Regions from separate parts of the Homo sapiens genome. Here region 2 is linked to region 1. A link is an interaction called in ENCODE POLR2A ChIA-PET data of the cell type or tissue named here. Cell type or tissue: OCI-LY7. All regions are shown on one strand. Links, peaks and the distances in the headings refer to the core of each region. The heading gives the core; the rest is flanking DNA.

The links. Peaks named below come from ENCODE experiments on the same cell type or tissue, not always from the same donor. Only the 100,000 strongest peaks of a DNase experiment are listed, where the experiment ranks them.
Region 2: POLR2A ChIA-PET joins it to region 1 with 5 read pairs; 2 of 35 experiments call an interaction of 5 or more read pairs at or near these places.

Annotation. Positions count from the first base shown.
Region 1 is chr3:17,183,455-17,191,454 of GRCh38, forward strand. It overlaps TBC1D5 (TBC1 domain family member 5), which reads right to left. Exons shown (of 23, transcript NM_001349074.2): 20 at 1,655-1,754. Among named protein-coding and RNA genes, the nearest start is that of PLCL2-AS1, 130 kb to the left of the region's middle. In OCI-LY7, for the core only: no CTCF peak of the experiment used is centred there; a DNase peak (open chromatin) is centred at 4,627; H3K4me3 peaks cover 784 bases; H3K27ac peaks cover 1,200 bases.
Region 2 is chr3:17,056,973-17,073,476 of GRCh38, forward strand. PLCL2 (phospholipase C like 2) reads left to right here. Exons shown (of 6, transcript NM_001144382.2): 5 at 10,984-11,093. Among named protein-coding and RNA genes, the nearest start is that of PLCL2-AS1, 11 kb to the left of the region's middle. In OCI-LY7, for the core only: no CTCF peak of the experiment used is centred there; no DNase peak of the experiment used is centred there.

The DNA of each region.
Region 1 (8,000 bases), core at 1-8,000:
AATTTTTAAAAATGATCATCAAGCAGCTTATTAAGAGAGTCTGTAAGAGGTGGATCAAATGTGACAGGGGTAATGTTTCTTGCTGTGATGAGAGATACTACCCTATCAATCATCTACCAGGGTTTCTCCTGCTGTTTTTCCCTCTTGAGCCCTTTCCCTGCAGGAGTGGTTGAGATGGTAGGAATATGGCTGAGGGTAGAACAGGACCCAGCCAGCTGCTAATAAGACACTGTCAGGCAGCCAGCCACTTAGATCAGCATCTCTCCAAATCTTTTAAGAGAACATTTATTATTTTACTGAGGCCAGTACGGTTTAGGCTATATCCAAATGACAGCCGTTGTTACTTGTAATGGCTTAGAGCTTGCTGGGGTTTGAAGGCAGAGAGTTTACCTCCAACGAAGGCCCCAGATGCCTTGGTGGATTCTCTTTGGTTTCTCCTCACAGGTGGGATGCATCCTGATTTCTTATAATACCTGGTATTGCCATTTCTCAACACTACAGAGCAGCACATTGGCCATTTCCATGAGTACATGTCTTAATTTCCTAATTTATTCATAAGTTACCAATCTTAGACACTGGACAGTGAAGAAACAAAGGCTGTCCATAAATGGGCTAAAAAATGGTAAAATGGTGCATGACAAAAGCTTTTGTAAGCAGCATGGAGTTACTGAAGTGATTCATACATGAGTCAGCATAAAGTATCTCTAATGTGAGATATAGCACCTTTACAAATGCAGAGCAGTGCCTGAAGACTTTCCAATGTGACATGCATGACCCACATGCAAAATGAACTTCAAACTGGGACATTTCTTAGAATATAAGCACAGTCAGAAGTAAGAAAAGGTCATGCATTTCAGGCAGGTGGTTAAAAAACACATTTTTATAAAAAAACAAAGAATTGTCAAAATAATAATCACATTAGTGATTACTGACAGGTTGGCACAGCAATATAGCTGATTATTTGATCTTGAAAACTCAATATTTCATTTTGGTCTGAGGTAAGTAGACATTTACAAAGGGCAATATACTAGGAGTTGAGATTTGTAGTCAGATTGCTTTTAAAGAATTTTTTATTTTATTATTTTTGTTTAGAGAAAGAGTCTCACTCTGTCACCCAGGCTGGAATATAGTGGCACAATCACAACTTGCTGCAACCTCAAACCCCTGGGTTTAAGCAATATTTCCATCTCAGCCTCTTGGGCAGCTGGGACTACAGGCACGTGCCACCATGCCCAGCTAATTAAAAAAAAAAAAATTTGTTGTTTTGTGTTGGTAGAGACAGGGTCTCAGTATGTTGCTCAGGCTGGTCTCAAATTCCTGGCCTCAAATCTTCCCACCTTGGCTTTCCACAGTGCTGGGATTACAGCTGTGAGCCACGGCATCCAGCTTATAATCGGATTGCTTGATTTTGAATTTCCACTCGATTTACTAATGATATAATCTTGGGGCATTTTCTTAATCCCTCTATGCCTTGGTTTCTTCATCTATATAATGTAGAGAGTGAGAGTAAGAGTACTTCTATTATATAGCTGTTGTAAGGATTAAATAAGGTAATTCATGTAAACAGCTTAGCACAAGGCCTAGAACAAAGTATTGCTAGTGGCTATTATTGTGATGAGTCTCATCGTTCCCAGGGCCAAAGTAATTCACTTACCAAGATGAGTGTCCATCACCTTTGCACAGTATTTGCACATGGCATCCAGGTCATTCAACTGCCCTTGAAGGAAGGAAATTTGGGCTTCTAATTCTTCTTCCTAAAATAAAGGGATAAACATATGGAAATTTTTTAGAGATTGTCAAATAAAATCTCCAAAGTTTTCTAAATGATCTAGACTAGTTTAAAGAAGCATGATACCTTTTTAAACCTAGACAAATCTAAATAGCAAACAAAAACAAAATCACAACTGCCACCACCAACAAAATAAAAAAAGGGTAAAATGGAAAATTTTAAACGTCTGGATTTTTCTAATTGAATTCTAGCTTTAGGCCATGTGTAAAGTTACAGTTAGATTGCATATACAATCTTGCATTGCAAATATTTGCATATACAACCTTGTATTTAAAAAGTGCACAATATATCTTCAACATTGAGCAACACAAATTAAGAGGGCAATCTGGATTTCAGTGAACTACACTTCCTAAGCAGCTGGTACAAAAACATTGCGTTTTTTTCACACATTTGAGAAACCAAAGATTTCCCTTTTTATAAGACAAATCTCTAAGCCTGGAACCTAGACTTTGTAAAAATAAAAAAAAAATAAAAAAAAAGACATAGCTCATCATTTTCTAGACAATGATAATCTCTTAAAATGTGAGATTTCCTAAAGCGCTTGGAAAAGTTTTGCCTCAGCAGCCCATAAATTGTTGCTCCTCTCTCTTGATATGACACTAAAATACTTCATTTATTTGTTTGTTTCTAGGAAAAAGTACTCTGGGTTGAATAATTATCTAAGTTAAATTATCTAAAAACAATCGAACTGTAACAAAAGGATGAAGCCTTTTTTTCTTTTCTTTTTTTTTTTTAAGGAAAAGATAATATAAGCAAAAAGTTTCCCAAGGAAATTTGGAAGATTATCGGAGTTTTTTTTTTTTTTAAGAGAAAAAGAATAATCCTCATCATTTAGCATACTCTAAACAAAGCTAGCTAGGATACCAAGAAAGGATACTGCCAGGGCTGGAATAGGCTAGAAAACTGATTTTCCAGTCTTAGATCTACTTGTCCTTTTGCATAAGAATCCTCTGTATCACTAAAAAAGAAGGAAAAAAAAACCTACTAAGGTATCCTTTCTCTTTGAGAATGAGTATAATTTGACTTGTGCATGGAAATTAATAGTTGAAAAGGTTACTTGTAGATGTATCCCATTTTAACAATATGTACATGCAGCACTGCAAATTATTGTTTTTAACTGCTGCCTGAAGAACTAGCCCGTAGGAATAGGCATTGAAACACTGGACACAGAAAACAGAAGTAGTGCTGGGTGCAGTGGCTCATGCCTGTAATCCCAGCACTTTGAGAGGCAGAGGCAGGCAGATCACTTGAGGTCAGGAGTTCGAGACCAGCCTTGTCAACATGGTGAAACCCCATCTCTACTAAAAATGCAACAAATTAGCTGGGAGTGGTGGTGAGTGCCTGTAATCCTAGCTACTCAGGAGGCTGAGGCAGGAGAATTGCTTGAATCCGGGAGGTGAAGGTTGAAGTGAGCCGAGATCATGCCACTGCACTCCAGCCTGGGCGACAGAGCAAAACTCTATCTCCAAAAAAAAAAAAAAAAAAAAAAAAAAAAAAAAAATTAAAAAAAGAAAAGAAAAGAAAATAGACATAATAGTAGCAGCTCTAAAAACAAATTACTGTGAAATGTCGACTGTAGGATTTACAAGCACTAACCATGTTCTTTACATATCCTGCAAGTGTAGCAGCCTCTCCTCCAATACTCAAATAAGAACAAATACTACAAGAAGCTTAGCCAAAGGATAATTAGAAGTAATTTTGGAGAGGTGGGGTTGTCTTCCTAACTCTGCAGCTGAGCATTAAGGTAGACAAGGATGGGGCATTTCAGGGCTTTTTTTCTACTCTTTTTCTCACTTGTTTCTGAACAGGCTTGAATTTCCCTCGTTATCACAGGAAACTGTAGGAATTAGAGAAAGAAGGCTACATCTGCTGCTTAATAATGATTGAGGTTAGTCTCCAAAGATGGCCACCATCAATTTCTTCCCTCCCTGACTCTGCATGTTGCTTCATTCATTACGAGGTAGTATGTATTCCCCCTGTCCTTGAATCTGGACTGGCCTATGACTTGCATTGATCCAGAGCATTTAGCCGAAATCAAACTTCTAATTTTGAGCTAGTTTAAGGGGACTGCCAGCTTCTGCTTTCATTAGAAGCTAGCTACCATGCTGTAAAGAAGTTTAGGCTACAATATTGAAAGAAAGGAGAGAACACATAGAGAAAAAGAGGGCACATGAGAAGCTCAAAAGTTCTAGACACGTGAATAAAGTTTTTCTGGACTTTTCAGCCCAAGCCAGCTGAAGCCAGCCCAGTAAGTGACCCAGTCAATACCATGTGGAGCAGAAGAAGAGCCTGAGCCCTGCCCAAATTCCTGATCCACAGATCTATGATGGGAGTACTAGATTTTGGAGTAGTTTGTTATGCAGCAATAGACAACAGAAATAGTGGCAGAATGAAAACAACACTAACTTAGCATATGGCATGAGGAAACATAAGTTCTATTCCTGGTCCTGCCTGGTCCTCCCCAATGAGCGGAGTCTAGAACTGTACCGAAGCCAGAGTTTGATAGTCTTGTAAAAAGAGAGGGCCAACCTATGGCCTGTGTTTCGCCTTACAAGTGGCTACCAACTGGGGTGCTGACAGCCCAGAGTGGACCAAGGGCACAAGGAATGCAGTGCTTCTTGGCTTAAAAACTTCTCCTCTATTTACTCCATGCATTAGTTTAAATTGGATTAGCCACCACTTATTTTAAAATACAAAAGCCGTTGGGAGCTTTGATACTCAGCAGTCATTCCTACCTGAATGGATTCATTTTCTTTTGCAAAGGAACTCAAACTGGGTAGGAAGAACTTAGAAGACACGCTTTAGAGGATATAGGCACAGCCTGTTGGCAGTGAGGTGTTGAACAGCTGGTGGAAAGTATGAGCTTAAAGAGGGCCTCTTTCTCAAAACATTTTATTCCTCTAGCAGGAACATTACTGTAATAAAGACTGCGATGAGACTGGGGCCCTCTAACTTGTATAGTTAATGGGGAAGTCCTAAGAGTGTAGCAGTCCAGGGCACTTGCTGGGAAAATATGCAGGGATATAAAAACACAAATTTCCAAGTTTTCAATTTTTGCTTAGGGCTCTGGTGGCAGCCACTGAAGTGCATCTTGAATACCTAAAACCCAAGTAGATCTTGATACAAACAGAATCTGTTTGTCTCAATATAAACACATGGAAAAAGGCAACTTTGAATCAGATAAACCTTCTTTTTCAAAGGGATGGTTATACAAAAGCCAAATATGTGAGATAAAAGAGGACTACTCTGGCTGAAGCAGGCTGAGGTACCAAGAACCTCGTCCATAGTCTGAAATCCAGTGTATTATCCTTCTAGAGTTTGCTTAATCTTAAAACATTTCTAAACCCTTCAACTATCACTCAGACTTTATAAATAGAAATGGAATCACTTGGAGGCAAAAGGGTGGCTTGTCATTTATTCTTCACTATATTATATAATTACACATAAAAGAAAGAGCCAAGAATCAAGCTTCCAAAACTGTGGGAACTGACTTTACATTTTTATCTTTTCTCATCCTCCACACTCCTCCCAACTAACAATGCTTTAGACATTGATAGCTTTAGTTATTTGTTTTCATTAAACTGGTCCTCTGTAATAAAAATGCTTGGCTAATTGCCTTGAGGTTTTATGAAACCAACCAGCTAGTGTTAATTGTTATGTGTAACTAAGACACTGAAGATAAATGTTCATTATATTTACTTTTATGTGTATGTCCTGCCTTCCATTATAGGAGGGCATAGGGTGGGGAACAAAGGAATGCTGAAATAGACACAGCTGGGTTCACATCCTATTTTTCTCAGTTATTAGCTGTATAATCTTGGACAAGTTCCTTAATTCCTTGGTCTACTCAACCCCACCTGGCAGGATCGGGGGAGAACAAAATGAGAACATATGGAGAACACAGCATCTGGCACAGAGCAGACACTCAATAAAGGTAATTATTCTTTCTTTAAAAAAATTTTTTTATAATCAAGTTAAGACAGTGAAATGGATTTAAATACAAAGTTTTATGATTCACTGTTGGAAAACATTAGTTTCTGGCTTTAAAACCTTTATGTAGCTTAGCCCAGAAAGATTAATTAAAGCTTAAGAGCCCATCACCGTCTTAAGCATGGGATAGCAAACTAATGTACAAGGCAAGAAATTGATAGAGGAGGATAAAGTTGGGCCACCTGTAGACTACAATGTGCAACATCACCAATTGTAATTGGTGCCCTATAGCAAAGGACCAGAAGATGAGGGCCACTCTATAAGAAGAGAAAAATAACTAGCATCAAATCCCTTCATATTGATTGTAATACGCCAGACACTGAGCTTTGCTGTATTAACATGTTTACTCTTCACACAAACTTCTGAGGTATATTCTCTCATTATCTCCGACATAAAATATGGCCTACTCCTCTGTAAGCCACAGTCTCTGGAAGTGTATGCTAAGGTTTAGATAGCTCTTTGAGAACCCAAGTCACTTGGCCTGCTACTCTCATTTCTTCCCTGTGTACACATCCCTTCCTATGCTCCATTACCATGGTCCTTCCCATGAATAATCCCATATTTCAGTTTCCTTTACCTGAGATTCACCAGCTGTAATGCTGAGCCCTAATGCCAAATTGCTTATTAAATTGTTTTCCTTCAAAAACATTCAGATATGATTGGCTGTATTGTTTTGTTGTTTGTTGAATGATTTTCTTTTTGACTAAATAATCTGAAGAAATTGTTTTTTGAATTTGCTTTTTAATAAGTGGTGTTTCTATCATTCTGCCCCAAATAGTTGATGCATCATTAGACTTCTATTGAAATGTTAGGTATCTCAGCTGTTTAAATTTAATATGTCAATTTTATTAATTAATTCAATGTAGTCCTGCTATTTCTTTGTTAAAAAGAGGATAAACTTTCATAGTTTATTATTCATTCATATATTAATTTTTTCAAAAGTGATGTTTGTTTGCATTGTGTTAGGCCTTGTGAGAAATACAATAATGACTAAAACATGGCCACTGAAAAAGTTTAGAGGATGGTCAAACCTGTACAGAAAGCCAAGAGAGGTACAAGATAAGTTCTGTAGAAGAGACGTGAGAGAGGACTCCTTACAATTCTGGAAAGGGAAGATGATTTCAATTTGTGTATGTGGAAAGGAAAGGAGGTTTTCTAGTGTTTTTGAGGGGTCCTGAAGAAGGAGAGTCTTGGCTTAGACAAAATAATAAGGAAAGATGTTTTAGGAGGCAGGAAAGTATGGCACCTAGGCAACCAGGCAGTCACTGAGCTGAGCCAGAACATGGGGATAGTACGAGCTGAGGTTCAGCAGAAAGGCTTCCCTTCCTCTTCTGTTCATCCCTGTTGCATTTTCACTTCACATAATTATGTTTTCGGGGTTGGGGTTTGACATGCAGACTACTGTGGCCACTGCCCCCAACACACACCATGCTGACAGATTATTATACAGGCTGCAGTGGTGTTTCTGTCCATGGACTAATTCAAACTCCAGGGGAATAGTGAGGCAGGAATGGCACTGAGGTGGAGTTCTGCTTAGCTTCTAAGTGGGTGTCCTCAGATCACAAGAGAAGCAGACAAGGGAACCAACACTAACTGTAGGCAGCAGGAACAGGCTAAATATAGCAACCAGAAGACAGGAAAGACGCCCAGTCTTTCTTGAGCAGATGGGTGAACAAGAAGTGGGAAGTAAAGGAAACGGAAAGTCTCAAGGAGAAAAAGTGGAAAGGCCACGGATGTTCGGAGGAAGCTGTGGTGTACACAAGGGCAAAACACATACACGGTGTGAATGAAATCCAAGTCAGAAGCATATGGTATCAGCAGAGGAAGATACCACCAGAAAAAATAGAAGAAGAGCACAAAGAAGACTTTTTAAGAGTATTAAAATAAGTGGTATGAGGTGTGAAGCTGTGCAGCCATACTGGTGAACAAGCTGGAATATAAATCACAAGCCTTAAAATCAGTATATACTAGGCTTGACACTTACCTTCTCTGTGATTCTGACCAGATAGCAAAGTTCTTTGAGCCTCAGTTTCCTGTTTACAAAATGGTGATAATAATAGTTTCTACCTCATGTGCTTGTTGGAGGACTGGATTTGAATTACATTAGGTTTTCCAGATTAAATACTTTGCACAGTGCTTAGGACATGGTAAACACTCAATAAATGTGAATTTTATTGTCTCTGAATTTTAATACAATCCTAGAAAGTTATTTCAAAGGATT
Region 2 (16,504 bases), core at 3,703-11,702, 120 kb before region 1:
TGTACTTTCAGTGCACATGAAATATATTGTCCTGGGTGAAGGGAAATATTTGCTTCAGGAAACAGTAAAAATTAGGTTGGAAATACAGGCTGGGCCCAATTATGGAAGCCTTTTAACTCAAGTCTAAAACATTTGGGATTGATTTTTTTTAAGCCAACATTTACTAAAGCCTAATTCATGCAACACTAGTCATGTTCCTCGGGCAAAGGACTTCATCATCAAATTTTTATAATGCAACTTATCCCCTTTGGAGATTCTCAGTACACATTAGCATGCTAAATATCCTTCATTTTTAACTCAGCATTTCTCAAACTTATTTGGTGATAAAGCCCTTGTCTCAAGTTCTATCTGTCAGTGTCTTAAAGACTTCGGGAAACTGTTACAAGCAGTGAGGTCACTAGATAGTTTAGGACTCACTCGGGGACTCAGTGATTGGTTCTGTCTCCTCTGCCCTCCGTGTTCATATATTACTCCCAGAAAAAGAATGTGAATGCCTGAAGTATTAGTTTAGGAAGAAGTTGGTTGTGAAGGTCTGTTTCAGGTTTGACACATATGAGATCACAGTAGGATGCTCAAATGGAAATAGCTAGTAAGTTGTCAAAACAATTATAGTGAAGCTTCAGATAGAGATGAGGCCTACAGATAGAATTGGCTGTCATCCAAATAGAAGGGCCGCTTGAGTGGATGAGTTCTCTGTAATAATTGTTTCCTTGTAACACCCCATATAATTTACTTATGCCCATCACTTGTTGTCTGTGTTTCTCCTACTAGAGTGGAAACTCCTTGAGGGCAAGGGACCTTTGTTTGTTCATAACGTTTCCCAAATGCCAAGAACAGTGTTTGGTACAAAGCCAGCACTCAATAAATATCTGTTGAGCTGAATTGAATACAGAATGCCGCATATTTATTTGTTCAACAAACGAGCTCTTACTCTCCGTCTGACCAGGAGCTGGAGATTCCACAGAAAAACGGGATATGGACCCTCCCCTAAGAGGGCTCCAGGTCAAGTATTGGAGACAGGCATCTAAGCCACTCATAAGTGTAAGTGCAGCCTAGGTTGTAAGTGCAGGAGTGAGTGCGCACTGCCGTAGAGCCCTGATCACACAGAGGAGGAGTGGGGAGGTCTGTCTGTGGGGATAGTTGAACCAGACTTTAGGGCAGGAGTTAAGTCAAGAAGGTGGTTTGTCTAAGAGCCAAGGCAAGTGGACACAGACAGAAGAGTGTATGCAGGGCAATACAGCCCCGGCCAGCAGCAGCAGTGAGCAACATGGAATATCACATGGGAAAAACAGGAACAGCAAATGAGGTGGAGATGCAGGCCAGGAACTAATATAATCCCAGAAGCTTTAACATAATATTAAGCAAACAAATTTGGTGTTAGACTGCATGTAAAAGAATTTCGTATGGCAAAAACAAACATTCTGAAGGTTGTGCTAACTACTTATTGATGGATTGAATGTGGCATAGGAGGAGAGAAAGAGATGGTTTTTGGCTTCATCTTGGAAGGATGGAGCTGCTATTTACCAAGATGCTGAAGACTGGGGCAGGCCTGGTCTTGAAAGGGAAGATCAGGGGTTTGTTTTTGGACAAGTTAAGTTTGATACGCCTAGTTCACCTCCAAGTCTAAAGTTTGGAGGAGAGATCAATACTGGAATTATTAAATTTGGGAGCTATCATTGCAAAGGTGATCTTTCAAGCTGGGAGACTGAGCTCATATAAGAGATGACCATAGACATAGAAGAGGGATCGCTGGCCCCTAATGTTTATATGTCAGCAAGATGCAGAAGAACAAACAGAAGGTTAAGGTATGGCAGCCAGAGAGGTGGGAGGAGAACACTGATCTTCTGGAAGTCTAGTGAATGAGGTATTTCAAGGAGATACCATTTTTCAGATGTTTGTATTAAAGACCCCAGAATTCCATCACATATAAATGACAATGGATTGGTAAGGATATCGGGGAAGCTGATAACTCAGATTTGGGGGAGGGAGGGCATGTAAATTGGGTCCATATATAGGGAAGCCCGTATGGCAGTAAATTTCAGAATTTCAAATTCTATATACTTCCAACCAATAATTCCATTGTTTCAGAGATTATTCTATAAATATGATCAAATACTTAGGGAAAGTCATATGTGCAAAGGTTTTTGTTGTAATATTGAGGACAACTTAAATGCTTACCAGGAGGGCCCTGGGACATACATTATGATACATCCTTATAATGGAACATTATGCCACTGTATAAAGAATAAAGAATTCAAAAATCAACTGTGACAGCACGTGCCTGTAGTCCAAGCTACTAGGGAGGCTGAGGCATGAGAATCACTCAAACCTGGGAGGCAGAGGTTGCAGTGAGCCGAGATTGCACCACTGCACTCCAGCCTAGGTGACAGAGCGAGAATCTGTCTCAAAAAAAAAAAAAAAAAGAATAAAGAGGTATGTATGTGTGTATGTGTGTGTGTATATATATATGTGTGTGTGTGTATATATATGTGTATATGTATTTCTGTATATATGAGTGTATATGTGTGTATATATACACACATATACATATATATACTTGCCTCCAGACATATATATACATATATAAGAAAGATCTTACATGCATATATAGATATATAGATATAGATAGTTGTAAAAGCAAGAGAAACCATGTGTGTTATTTGCTAACATTTGCTTTAAAGAGGCAGGGAGAATATGCCGTTTGTGCTGTGTGTGCATCTCTCTGGAAGGATACCTAAGAAGGAATAACAGTGGTTGCCTGAGAAGGGGAGGGAAACAAGGAGGCTGGGAGATGGGGAAAGGAAAGACAGTTCCCTGTATTTCAGTTTATACTTTTAAAATTGTGGAACCATATGACTACATTATCTGTTGAAAATTAAAATCGGAAGAGGTGTCAAAAAGAAGGAGAAACATGGACAGGCTGCAGTCTGCAGTCACGAGGGCCTTGTATGTTATGGTAATCATGCCAAACTGTGGGAGAGCAGGAAAGTATCGATGTGAAAGTGGCGATCCAAACAAAAATGTTCTGGGTCTAACAGAACTCCTCTGTGCATGACTGTGGTGAAGAAGACCTCTTTATTTCTCGGTGAAATGAAGTGAGGAGGGTCTTGCTAAGCGCATTATTCTTCGTATTATCCCACCCAGGTGAGTCACGTGGTTGTGTGTTTAGAATGGTGGCATGGTAATTAGATTCCACAAAGGGCTGAAAGTTATGCAACTTCATCTCACCTAGATCTACCCAGATGGAAAGTGCTGGCAGAAGAAGAAAACCTCCCTCATATAATTCATTCACAAATTGTACTGCTGTGGATTTGGCATTGCAAGGATCTTGTCATCCATCTGGGTTTCAGGCATATATTTAAGAAACCTGGTTTATCTTTTCCATCTCATGTGGAATGGGATTTAACAGTTCAAAATCCATCTTAAAATAATTTGGCTTTTGTTAATGCCCAGATTGTTTGGGATGAAGGCCAAGAAAAGGAGGCTACCAACTGGAACTATCTGAAAAGCAATTAGGCATTTCCACATCTCCACAAGGATTAGGATGTAAACACCCACAGGTAGGCCGCACACCCAAACTTCAGACCTCCGGAGTTTTGAGGCAGAGCATATAGTTTACAAAGGCTGTACATTTAAACAGGTACTATATATAAATTATACATATTCTTATAAAATTATCAGCTATCCATATTTTGTTCTCTAAGTAGTGTGATATCATACCATAAGTCATGTACAGACCATGTTATGTTAAGGTACTTTTAATACTGTTGATATAGCTACCTCTTGAATGAGGTCCCAAACGCACCTGTGTTATATGGTATTCCATCTTTCAGGAAATATATCACTACACCTAATTTGGGGAATTGGAAATAAATTAAAAATATAAATATATATTTTGTCACCATTTAAAAGATTTTAGCTTTTGCTTTTAATTTGTTTTTTAATCTATACACAAAAATTTTTATACTGGTTGTGTTTGTGAGAAAAGAGCTTTTTGGGACAGCAAAGTAAATTTTCAGTTGAAAAACTAATCTTTAAGTGTATCCATTTAAGATCAATATGTCTCCTTATGAAGAATTTTTAAAACTATATTTGCTTCTAAAATTTTAGCCATGTGCTACATGCTATATTTTATTTTCATATCATTTAGATTGGTAGAGAAAATCCCAACCAGAATGTTTGAAAGGTCGTCTGCTTTACGTTTGGCAAGAATAAATGGCATTCATTTCATCGAAAAAGGAGATGATGCCATGTTTCTGACTTGGCCCTCACTTCCTTTCAAAGCAAAAGCCTCTTTTTGATATCTTTTTATTGTATATATCCTATTTTTATTTTTAGGGCTGTTTGGTTTTCATCTAAGTTTGTTATCTCTGATGGGAAGCAGAAAACTTGATAGAAGTGGAAATTTCTCTTCACTATATCCCAGTATAGTTGTATGCAGTTGTACTAAATGTTCTGAGTTAATTTAATTATGCCATCTTGAAATTTTTGCACCCATTTATTAATTTTTATAAAACCTGACATTTTATCAACATTATAATTCATTTTTTGTCATTAAGCTTTTAAGCCCTTCAGGAAAAAACTATTTAAAATATTTAAATTATAAAGTATTTTGAAATAATAATTGGAAAATTATGTGTAATCAACACCTACACATATAAAAAATCCTAGCTGTTTAGATTTTAGAGATAACATGAAAGAAGCAATAAATTTCTAAAATATGTTTCTTTATATAAAAATTCAATAATGTAATTTTGTATGGCCATACCAATTTTTAAAATTTAACATTATAGCTATAAAGCAAAAGTTACATGATTTGGGCAGTCCTCACCATGAACTGATGGCTTCATTCTGTTCTTTGTTCACACAGCCTATATCTTCCATTCCCTTTCGACCAGAACTGAATTAAACTCTCATTGACATCACCTAAGGATTTTCCATGTGTCCTTTCTCTGCTGCTTGATGACCTACTATTTATACCCTTAGTTCTCAAGTTCATTATCACAAAGAAATTGCGGCAGGTTTCCTCATGGTTAACATTCCAGAAGAAAAATAACCCACTGCTTTTCCCTAGGAACAGAAACTTGGGGTCATGGAGTCAAAGGAACCTAATGGTTGGTTCTTTGGAACAGAGCAACTGAGGCTCAAAGACAATCATTTTGTTGAAAGAGCAGCCACACCAGGCCAGCCAGGTCTTTTGCTGATCTCTGAACATAATCTCTGATCAGGTCATTTGCTGATCTCTGAACATAATTTACCCCTAAGCATTAATTGGTATTCCTGCATGTTTTATTGGATTCATGTAATATGCTCACAGCCTTCAAACTTTGATGTCTTTAAACACACTGTATATTCTGACTGCGAAATATATAGCACATAGCAATTGTGTCACACTTCCAAAGGACTGTTTACCTACTTAGTTTTGGTTTTCAAATGAAGTTTTTTCCATTTCTTTGGCTAGAATTAACTGTTACCTCTTGTCTTACTTGGGTGGCAACATGGTTGTAGAATCAAGGAATCCTAGTTCCTCCCCCTCTGTCTTTAATAGCTGCCCCAAAGTGTTACGTTTCACCTTTAAAGAAAAGATGGATGAAGCCATACTTTATTTGAGACTTTTATAGTGCCATTTAGTTTAAATTAGACTGGTATATGGGACATTGGCTAATAGAAAAAATACAATTATTTTGTTAAACAATTAACTTCAAGATAATGTGAACAACTATACTTGGCTCTAAAATATACAAATTTAGGATACAAATGTGTTGGTATAGTGTTTGGAAGATATTGGAAACATGCAGGGAATGGAACTTGTTTTTGAAAGAAAAAAAATCCCAGTTCTTATTCCCTCATTATTATTGGCCTGGTTTCTATTTCTGAACCTGAAGATTGTTTTCACAGTGGGAATTCTTGTCACTATCCCTAAGCAGCGGCGGCAGCAGCAACCTTGACACCGTCCTGAATCTGCCTTCCTGTTTATTCTCCCCAGTGTCTGCCTGGTGGCTTTCCATAGGTCCAGCAGGCAATGCTCTGGCCACATAAGCTAAGAGCCACACTCTGTAAGAATATTAGGACTCTTTTGGCTTAAATCCACAATTTAAAAATTTCTAAATATGACCTTCTAAATATGCAGATGATCATCACAAGAGAAACTTTCTCAGGATCAATAAAATTCCAATTATTTTTATTAAATATGTAGGTTTTTCTTACCTATAATTCATCAACAAAAAACACTTGTGTCTCTTTCTCTTCCTTCCTCCCTCCCTCCCTCCCTGCCTTCCTCCCTTCCTCCCTTCCTCCCTTCCTCCCTTCATTCCTTTCTTCTTCTTCATTCCCTCCTTCCTTCTTTTTTTTTAGGATAGACAGTCTTACAGTTCTTAGATTTTCTGATATACCCCTCTAATAATGACCCTCTAATGCCTACTGAACATGGACTTCGCATCTCTCAGTCCCATCTCCCCATCTTCCTAATCGGATTTTCTTCAAAATGATCCCAAGTCCTCTTGCATGCAAATCTGAAAATGTCTGTGGCTGGGCCCACCACAGACCTCCTAAATCAGAACCTCCAGGGAGACACAGGAGCCTGCACTTTAAACACACACCTCCAGTGATTCTGTTACTCGTTGAGGTTTGAGATGCACTATCTAGTCTCCACGTGACTTCTCTGTGCTGCCTGTCCCCACCATTCTCTGACAAGTTCCCCCAGACCCTCCTCACATGCTCTTTAAATTATCTGGATTACTGTAACAGTCTCCACTTTTGCCTGTTCAACTGCAGTCACAGGTTCACACAGCTGCTTGCCCACCCACAGCTCTTCCCAACACTGGGTCATGCTCCTTTCGCATCCCCATAGTGGGAGTCTCACATCTCTTCTCTTCCTGTAATTAAAGTGCAAGGAGTTTTAAAACAAAACCAACTTGACTTCTTGAGGGAGTGGAGAGGGAGTGTGACTTAGTCTTAAGCTTTTTACTTCTTACCTGATTTTCGCCAGCTACTTTAAAATTCACTCTATCTAGTCTTTAGACAGAATAGTATGACTTACAGAAGGAGAAGAGATGCTACTCTTCAGCTTTTTAGTAAGAGAAGGACTTTTTCGTTGGGCTAATGTTTCTTTGCTGAAAATAATTTGAAAAATGAGGTGGTTACTTAACTTCTCACCCAGAAAAGTTCTTTATACACCACTGTTGTTGTAAAGAACTGTGAAGACCTCCTGTGACATGCTAGGAGTAGATTTCCTAGTAATTTAGTTCCAAGAGAACAATGCAATTTGCATCTTAGATATCTTAATGGATTTATTTTGTTTTATATAGACAGACTGATCCAGTTCAAATGTATAATCTCATTCTCTCTCTCTCTCTTGCTTCCCTTATAACTGGTACCTATGCAATAGCCCTTACAATGTTCTGCCCACAGAATAATTATTTTACACATATGATTATATCAGACAAACCAAGATTAAAATCCTTCTTCACCACTTCCTTAGGAAAGTGCTGTAGCCTCTGTCTGCATTTCTTATATAGCGTATGTGAAGTGCCTGGTAAGTTGCCTTGTGATTCCCTTGGTTGCGTATCTTTCGTCCTTGCCCTGGCGCTCGCATGTCACAGGGAGACAGTGAAAAGTCAAGGTGAGAACCCTTTTCTTAAAAAAATACAATCAATATATGCTTCAAATTAGTTGATTAGCAAAATCCACTGTGGTGGATTTTGTCATTTCTGTTGGATCAGTCATTTCTAAGTTAATAACACAGAAATGTTTAAATGACCAGCCTGACCAACATGGTGAAACCCCATCTGTACTAAAAATACAAAAATTAGCCACGTGTGGTGGCACGTGCCTGTAATCCCAGCTACTTGGGAGGCTGAGGCAGGAGAATTGCTTGAACCCAGGAGGCAGAGGTTGCAGTGAGCCGAGATCACACCACTGCACCCTCACCTGGGCAGCAGAGTGAGACTCTGTCTCAAAAAAAAAAAAAAAAAAAGACATGTTTAAAAGAAACAGATGTGTTATGCAGCAAATCAAATAATTAAATAAATGACAATGGGATTGATAGTCTCAGTCACTTTTTTGGATTCTGAGTTTTTTATTTTTAACTTAGTATTTCCAGTGTTCAATTTGTCACCTTTTTGCCTGTTTTTAAAAAGAGCTTCACTAATAAAACATTTTGCATGTCCCTGTGAACTTTTATTGGGCTAGAGGTATTTTAAGAGGAGTAAGATAAGGGGGAGTGGTCTTGTCTCATTTTTTTAATAGACTTGTAAAATATGAGCTTTTTAGATAGCAGCCATGTATGCAGCTACACTTGTTTCTTTAAATGTTTCCCCATTTCTTCCTTATCTATATCATTTTTTATCCTTTCAACTCTGTTGCATCTTCAAGTCCCCAATCCTTCTCAAGGCAGCCTGTTCTGTAACAGCCTCTGGCCCTAGACTCATACTTTCTGAAGTTTCTGAAAGCTGTTTTCTTAAGACCTAGAGTAGCTGTTTGTCTAAGCTCAGCATTCCCTTCTTCTGCTGTTCCATACTTACATTATGTGAGTTGGAATTAAGCCCAGTATACCAGTTCCTGTCATTGCCTCATTACCTTACAGGTGATCAAGTGTTCAGCAAGGCACCATAAACAGTCTGCCCCTAGCAGAATGAGGCTTCCATGCGGATACCTTGATGTTAGAAAAATCCCCCACTATTATTGTTCCACCTTGTGCCAGTTTTGAAATGCCATAAAAAATCATTGCGAAGAGCCCACATCCAGTCAAGCAGTTGTAATATGTGGTCCTGCGTTAGTTAACATCACTTGCATTTTTCCTCCCAGTTTCTTTTCCTGTTCATCTTGCAGTCCATGGAGTCATATTTCTTGTTTGTAGAGAGCTACCCCCTCCCTCCCACTCTTGTGTCTCTTCCCTTTCCTACAATTCCAGTCATGGATTCCATTCTGCAAGCCTCAGTGATACTTATGAGAATATGGTACCTCCTGACTGCCAGAAACATAATGAGTATTAATTATTCCTGTTTGGAAATCCAGAACTCTTGCTGAAGTCCAGTATTAAAACTTAGAAAAGCCAAGCACATCAGTCTTATCATTAGGAACCCAACGGGTGGATCTGAGTCATGCAGCACACTCCAGGGAGTCTCCCGGATGTGAAGAGTGGGGAAAGTGTGTGTGTGGCATTGGGGTGGAAGGGGCTTATTCGGTTAACCAAGTTGGGATGTTCTCAGGTACCATCATCAGTAAAAGAAAAGTTGGAGAAAAGGGGAGTGGTCCATGCGTTAGTTCCCTGGAGAGTGGAATGAATCTTACTAGTTACTGTTCTTTCCCAAAACCAGTGAGGTTCCCATACCTTATTAGCATAACAGGAAGTAGGACCATGGCTCCTGGTTAGGTAGGAAAAAGAAACACAGAAGTAAAAAGCCTAAATTGGCCATTTATTGTGTTTATCATATGTGTGTCAGCTTTTGCTTGATATTTAAAGACACTAAGGAATAAAGTTGTTGTCAATCACCATGTAAAGAGTTGCTTCGAAATGGTGTTGCATAGAAAGGGAATTAGAAGTTGGAATGCCCAACTGAAGAGTAAAAGTGTGCAAAAGAATGTACAAAATGTCTTGTAAAATTTACAACAGTTCTAAATTATATGTAATAGCAAAAGTTTTTAAACAATGCAACGTCCTTCAGTAGGGGACTGGTTAAATAAATGCTAGTTCATCTACACATTGGAGTCTCTGTAGCTGTCACAGAAAAGAGTGAGGAAGAGCTCTATACACTGACATGGAGTGAACTCCACTATGCAATTGTGTGAGAAAAAGAAAGAAAACAACCAACATGCAGGACACTGTACATAGTATGCTACTTTCATGTAAGAAAGGAAGATTATTAATAATATGTACACATTTGATTATATTTGCAAAGAGAAACAATACAATAAAAAACTAATAACATATAAGGGGAAGAAGGATCAAGGTAGAGAAGACCATAAAGGAGGCAAGACTTATCTGAATTCACCTTGATATGTAGTTTAATTTTGGAATTATGTAACGTTTTGATATAATCCATAAAACAAATTACATCCAAAAAAAGCACTTCCCTCCACCACATACATGTAAAATGAGAAAAAAGAAACACATGACCTAATTGTACATTGTGAGTAGCATAACCACAGAGAGAAAAGAATTATTCCAGCTGACCCTAGAACATCATATTTTTCACTGAACATTCTCAATTACATATACTCTTAAGGACAAAAAAATGCTAAGAATGTTTAAATTGGATTCAGCGGTCTTACTATTAGAGTTATATTGGTGTGATTAGGAATTAAGATTTTCCACCTAATGGAAAAAAAAGCATAAAATTTTTAAATTTATGTGAAAACCCTGTAAACTAAATTTGAATTAGAGGATCTACAGATCTTGCAGAAATTGTTTTGAACAGCAGTAGGGATTATTTATTTATTATATAAATTCTGGTGTAGAATAAATGCAGAGTTAGAGTTCAGGGTCTTTCTCCACTCCCATCCTTGTACTGTGGGCTTGGTCTCTGACCTCAGATTGACCCTTTCTGTGACAGAAAATACATTACTTTGCGTTCTTTCTATCCCTCGTCTCCACTGTGTCCTCAGTGGAGCTTAAATCTGCCTTCTGAGAGTCCAAGTCCAGATGCTGGTCCCAGCCCTTCTTTCTGCTCCCTTGGCAGCTTCCCATCTCTGAAGCTTGCTGAGCTTCCCTTCTCTAAAATAAGAATAACAATGATCATAGGTGCCCTGTTTCCCTTCAGAACAATGAGGAACAATTGCTGACTTCGAAGATGCCTTCTGCCTTGTTGCTGCCATAATTTTTCAGTGTTTTGTCCCCATTATTACATTCTTAAATGGACACATTTATGAAATTCCACTGGAGGTTGGAATCATTTTAGCTGTACCTAGAAAAAGAAATATTTCCAGTTCATTACCACAGATTGGATGGGAGTTAATATACTTTGTCTTTTTTATTTCTTTCAGCCATGGAATTCCATGAACACTTGCACAGCATAGGCACCAAGGAAGGTTTGAAGGAAAGAAAACTACAAAAAGCAGTGGAGAGCTTTACCTGGAATATTACCATCTTAAAGGTATCTATAGAGTTGTTTCTGATGCTGGTGATTTTGCAGCCTCTTTCAGCATGCTTCCCTCTCTTAGTATAACATTTCCTGCATTGTACATGGTCAGCCACTGAGATTGTAGAATGGATGCAGAAATCACATGAAGAACTCTGCCCTTCTAGAGTCTGTAGGCACAACAGTTTGACATTGTAGATCAGTTGAAGAACAGGGGAACTTCTATGATTGGCACATTGTAAGTCCTGATAGACAAAGGACTTTTGTCATTTTATCCTTGAGACATTTTAAAGTTCATAAATGCCAGTTGCTATATGTAAAATAGAAAATATTGATTACAGAGGAATGATTGGGAATTTAAAGATTCTAGTTACTCAAATTTCATTTAACACTTTAAAGTGTAATTATGGCTATAATGTTCATATGATCCCAGAAATAAATAGAAAAGAATTGTATGGAGCATAATCAAAGGAAATACATAAAAGAATTGCTATTGAAAGAAATATTTCTTGAAGGGAAATGCTATCTGCTATCTCTATGCATATCTATTTTGGCATAACAGTTGTTAAAAATTAACTTTTTATTTTTTATTATAAAAATAATATATTTTCATTGTCAAAAATGTCAAAAGAGCAATAATCAAAGGTAAACACAATCCCATCATCGAGAGACAATTACTGTTGGCCTTTTGCTGTGCATTCTCTCAGGCTGATTTTCTATTTTATATGTAATGTGACATAATTTTTAAAATAATGCTGTGTATGTACCTCGAAACTTTTTTGAGCTTTACCTCAATAGTTCTTCTCAGTGTTACTCACAGAGCATAAATAATAATAACACAGAGGTTATTTCATTCCAGGTCTTGGACAATTAATAAATGTAAAATTACTCTCTGGTGTTTGCCTTCCAAACTTTATGCTCAGCTGAATTTGTAGGGAAGAAAGGAAGGCTTCCCTTTCACCCGCTGAAGCTGCCTTGAAAACGACCTGACAATTGACAGATTAGCAGGCATAAAAAGGCCTACATATTATATTTATTTAAGGTGCAGAAGCATGGGGAATGGCAGGAGGATGATTACCTAACAACCCAGTGTGGTCTTGATGCATACAAACCCTTCTTCATAGTGGAGGGACATGGGGGAAATGTGGCCATTTTTGAGGGGTAGTAAATGAATTTTAGGGGAAATGAATGGGCCCAGTGCTCAGAAATGGGATAGTAAATGATTCTCTTTGGGAACTGAATGGTCTGAGAAGGAAAACTAGTTTGGGAGGAAGTTCTTCTGTGCTGTAGTTGTGGTGTTTAATTTTCAGTCTCTTCTTCTGTAAATTTTAGTCTTCTCTGGTTAATGAAATTTCAGAGAGGAGATCAGAGGCATTTGTGCTTCTCTTTGGTGGGTCCAGTTTCTAGTTAGATCAGGGTACTTGAACAGCCTCATCTTTGGGAGAGAGAGGACTGAGAGATATGTGGTGGGGGTGGTCAGAGAAACCGTGAGCCTGCTTCTTTAGTTCAGCATGTCAAAGTGTCATCTTTTGGGGTATTGTTTTCTGAGCCCCAACAGATTCAAGACCATAAAGACATTATCACAGCTGCCTTTTTAAATTTCCTCATTCCCCCTGAAGTTAAAAGCTCCATCCTTGGAGCTGACAATAATTTTCAGATTTGATGTAATAAAAGGTATCTTCCAAAGCTAGTCGCCATTTGCATTTTTCTCACGTTAAACGTCTACTTATTTTTATAATTAAGATCATTTTCTTGACTTCTTCAGACATTTCCCTTTTCACATATGTACTTTTCTTATATACCTATTTTGCTTATACTTTAACCCTGATTGTTTGCAGATCAGTAAACAGCAAACATAAGAATTTACAACGAAAAAGGATTTGGCTTTACAATTTGCTGACTCACTCCTGGTCAGAGGTGGGGGGTACACTATAAATTTCCTGTAAACTCAAGAAAATATATCACAGCAGATTAAGCCCTGTGGTAGGAACAAATGCTCACTTTGCTTTAATTTTATTAGAGGCAAATATAGACATAGGGACCAAACTTTGGCTTGTCAAGTACCCTTCCTACTCATGTGTGGTCCGGGAACCAGCAACCTGGGCCTCAGAGGGGAACTTGTTAGAAATTCAGAATCTCAAGTCCCACCCTAGTCCTGCTGATTCAGAACCTGCATTTTTACAAGATCCCCAGGTGATTCTTAGGCACATTAAAGTTTGAGAAGCACTGGGCTGAGAGCCACCAAAAATGGGAGCCTGATGCACATATTAATGAAAAACAGCTGACATAAAGCAGTGTGCCATATTTTAGAAGTAATTGGACCAAATAGATACACTGAAGAAACCTACTTTCTTTTGAATTGTGTCCAGGAGAGAGAATTAACACCTCAGACTTATGTTCATATGGAAGTAAATGTATAGGATGGGGTAATAGGTCTTTTTTTAATTTCCAGGATAATATTTGCTACAGATGGTGTTTAAGGATGGTAGAATGTAAGTGAGGCATGAGGAAGAATTGGAAAGATCTGTGTGTCATTTCTGTAGAATGGGGTTTTTTTTTCATTCCTGTATGTCACTGGTTTAAACTTTCTTTAGAATGAGTGCTGACAGGGAATCTTGAACGTGAATTTAGGTCTAAGTTGAGCTACCAGTATTTTCCTGGCGGGAGGGCATGGGATCTGTCGAGTTCCTCCCATTACTTTTTGTTTGCAGTGAGCTAGGAGAGGTGGCAGCGCTCCAGGCAGATGGCCAGCAGTAAACACACAGCAGGAGGCTCCCAGTAGCACAAATGCTTAGGGAGGGTTTCAGATGACCCCGGAAATGCAGAGAAGAGGAAATGAAGGAGGAAGCCAGGAAGACTGCTGAAGGAGCTCTGAAACAGTCCAAGGCTTGAGAATTACCTGGGATGCTTAAACATGCCCTCTCCTAAGCCTCATCCCAGACTTCCCAGACCAGAATCTCCAGGCTTGGAACCCAGGAATCTGCTTATTTAACAAGTTTCTTGGGGGATTCTGAGGCACACACAAAAAAACCTTATTATTGTTGTCCTAGAATCAAAAGCTTTCCTGATGCATCACCATAGTCATTTGAACCATAAGGAGGTAGGGTGGCCAGCCATCCTAGAAGCAAGACATTCAGTGCTAAAACCAGGACAATCTGGGCAAACTGGGACCATTGATCACCCTGAGAGGAGTTCCTGCCACTAAAAGTGTCGTTTCATTGAAGGATGTCTGTCCCAGTTTTTATGAATCTTTACTTGCCTAGTTTAGTTTTTTTTTATTTTGAAGGTTCTTTTAAAATTCAGAAATGAACAAAGAAGAAATAAAGTCATCTATAACTGCCACACCCAGAATTATCTACTATTAACATCTTGGCATACTTACTTCCAGTCATTTTTTTTCTTGAATAAAAAAGCATTCATTTGTTGTTATAAATCTATCTTTTTTAAAATAGAAAAATGTTTTTAAGTGACCCAAGATTCTCCCTCTGAGAAATAACCATTATTAGACGTAGGTGACTTTATTCCAGGAACCTTTCTATATGAATATGTCTGGATGGATCAGTATATATTTTAATGATTCTAAGTCATACTTTTTTTCACACTTTCGGTATGTTTGAAATTAGCATATATCTTATAGTCCATGGCATCTTTGCATTATATCCTGGTTAAATTGGCAATGATTTTTATTTCTTAGTGCTACATAAAATACTGGCACATCTCACAAGCACTAATGTCTCAGATATTATAAAATAAGTTATGTCAGCAGACATAATTCTTTTTTTTTTTTCTTTTTTGAGATGGAGTCTCACTCTGTCACCCAGGCTGGAGTCCAGTGGCACAATCTCGGCTCACTGCAACCTCTGCCTCCTGGGTTCAAGTGATTCTCCTGCCTCAGCCTCCCAAATAGCTGGGACTATATGCATGTGCCACCATGCCCAGCTAATTTTTGTATGTTTAGTAGAGACAGGGTTTCACTATCTTGGCCAGGCTAGTTTCGAACTCCTGACCTCAGGTAATCTGCCCACCTCAGCCTTCCAAAGTGCTGGGATTACAGGTGTGAGCCATCACGCCTGACTGATAGAATTCTAATATAATTGTTCTTTAAAAATTTTTAAGTACTAAATTTCATTTTATTTAACCATAAAGATGCTAAATGAATTGGTGAGCAATTTCTACCATAACAAAGATTTATTTCCATTTCCCAAAAGATCCCTTTGAGGTTAAGAAAAGGGATTATGAGAAATGTTAATAGAAGTCATTTTGCTGGGTATTTTTAAAGCTACATGTTTTAGTTATAAGTATTGTTGGTTGTCCTGCTATGAAAGATGACAATATGGGCCGGGCATGGTAGCTCACACCTGTAATCCCAGCACTTTGGGAGGCCGAGCTGCATGGATCACCTGAGGTCAGGAGTTCAAGACCAGCCTGGCCAACATGACGAAACCCCGTCTCTACTGAAAATACAAAAATTAGTTGGGCATGGTGGCGGGTGCTTGTAATCCCAGCTACTTGGGAGGCTGAGGCAGGAGAATCGCTTGAACCCAGGAGGCGGAGGTTGCAGTGAGCCAAGATCATGCCACTGCACTCCAGCCTGGGTGACAGAGCGAGACTGTCTCAAAGAAAAAAAAAAAAAAAAAGACAATATGAGCATTCTCTAATATTACTAGATAGATCATATTGTTATTTTTTTATTGTCCATGTTAAAAGTATTCATATTTGGTCTTGAAACTATAATTGCCATGTCACTTGAAGTTCAGTATTTAAATTGGTTCACTGTCACCATCAGTCTGGGAAGTCACCCATGCTTTCCTGCAACCTACAGGAATAGCAGGGAAAAGAGATAAAGCCAGCGGGTGTCTTTGCCAGGCTTCTTAAGATATTGGACCCAGCCTTCTCTTCTCAGAGTTTGTAAAATGTCCTGTTCTAGGGTTTCTGCTGCAAACTAGGGAGAGGGTGTAATCCATTCCCACAGGCCTCCCATTGCTTCTTTGATTTAGAAGCCAACTTTGAAACCTCCCTCCATTAGATAGTCAGCATCATTTTTTGTGTGTCAACTTTGAGACATAATGTTTGTAAAATAAAATTCACCAATTTTGAGCACAAAATCCTATGAGTTTTGACAAGTGTATGTACAGGCGTACCTTGGAGACTGCTTGATCAGTTCCAGACCATGGCAATAAAGCAAATATCACAATAAAGTGAGTCACATGATTTTTTTGGTTTCCCAGTATATATAAAAGTTATATTTACACTATAATGTAGTCTATTAAGTGTGCAGTAGCTTTTATGTCTAAAAATCAATGTACATAGCTTAATTTAAAAATGCTTTATTGCTAAAAAATGCTAATAATCATCTAAGCCCTCAGTTAGTTGTAATCCTTTTGCTGGTGGAGGGTCTCACCTCCATGTTAATGGGTGATGACTGA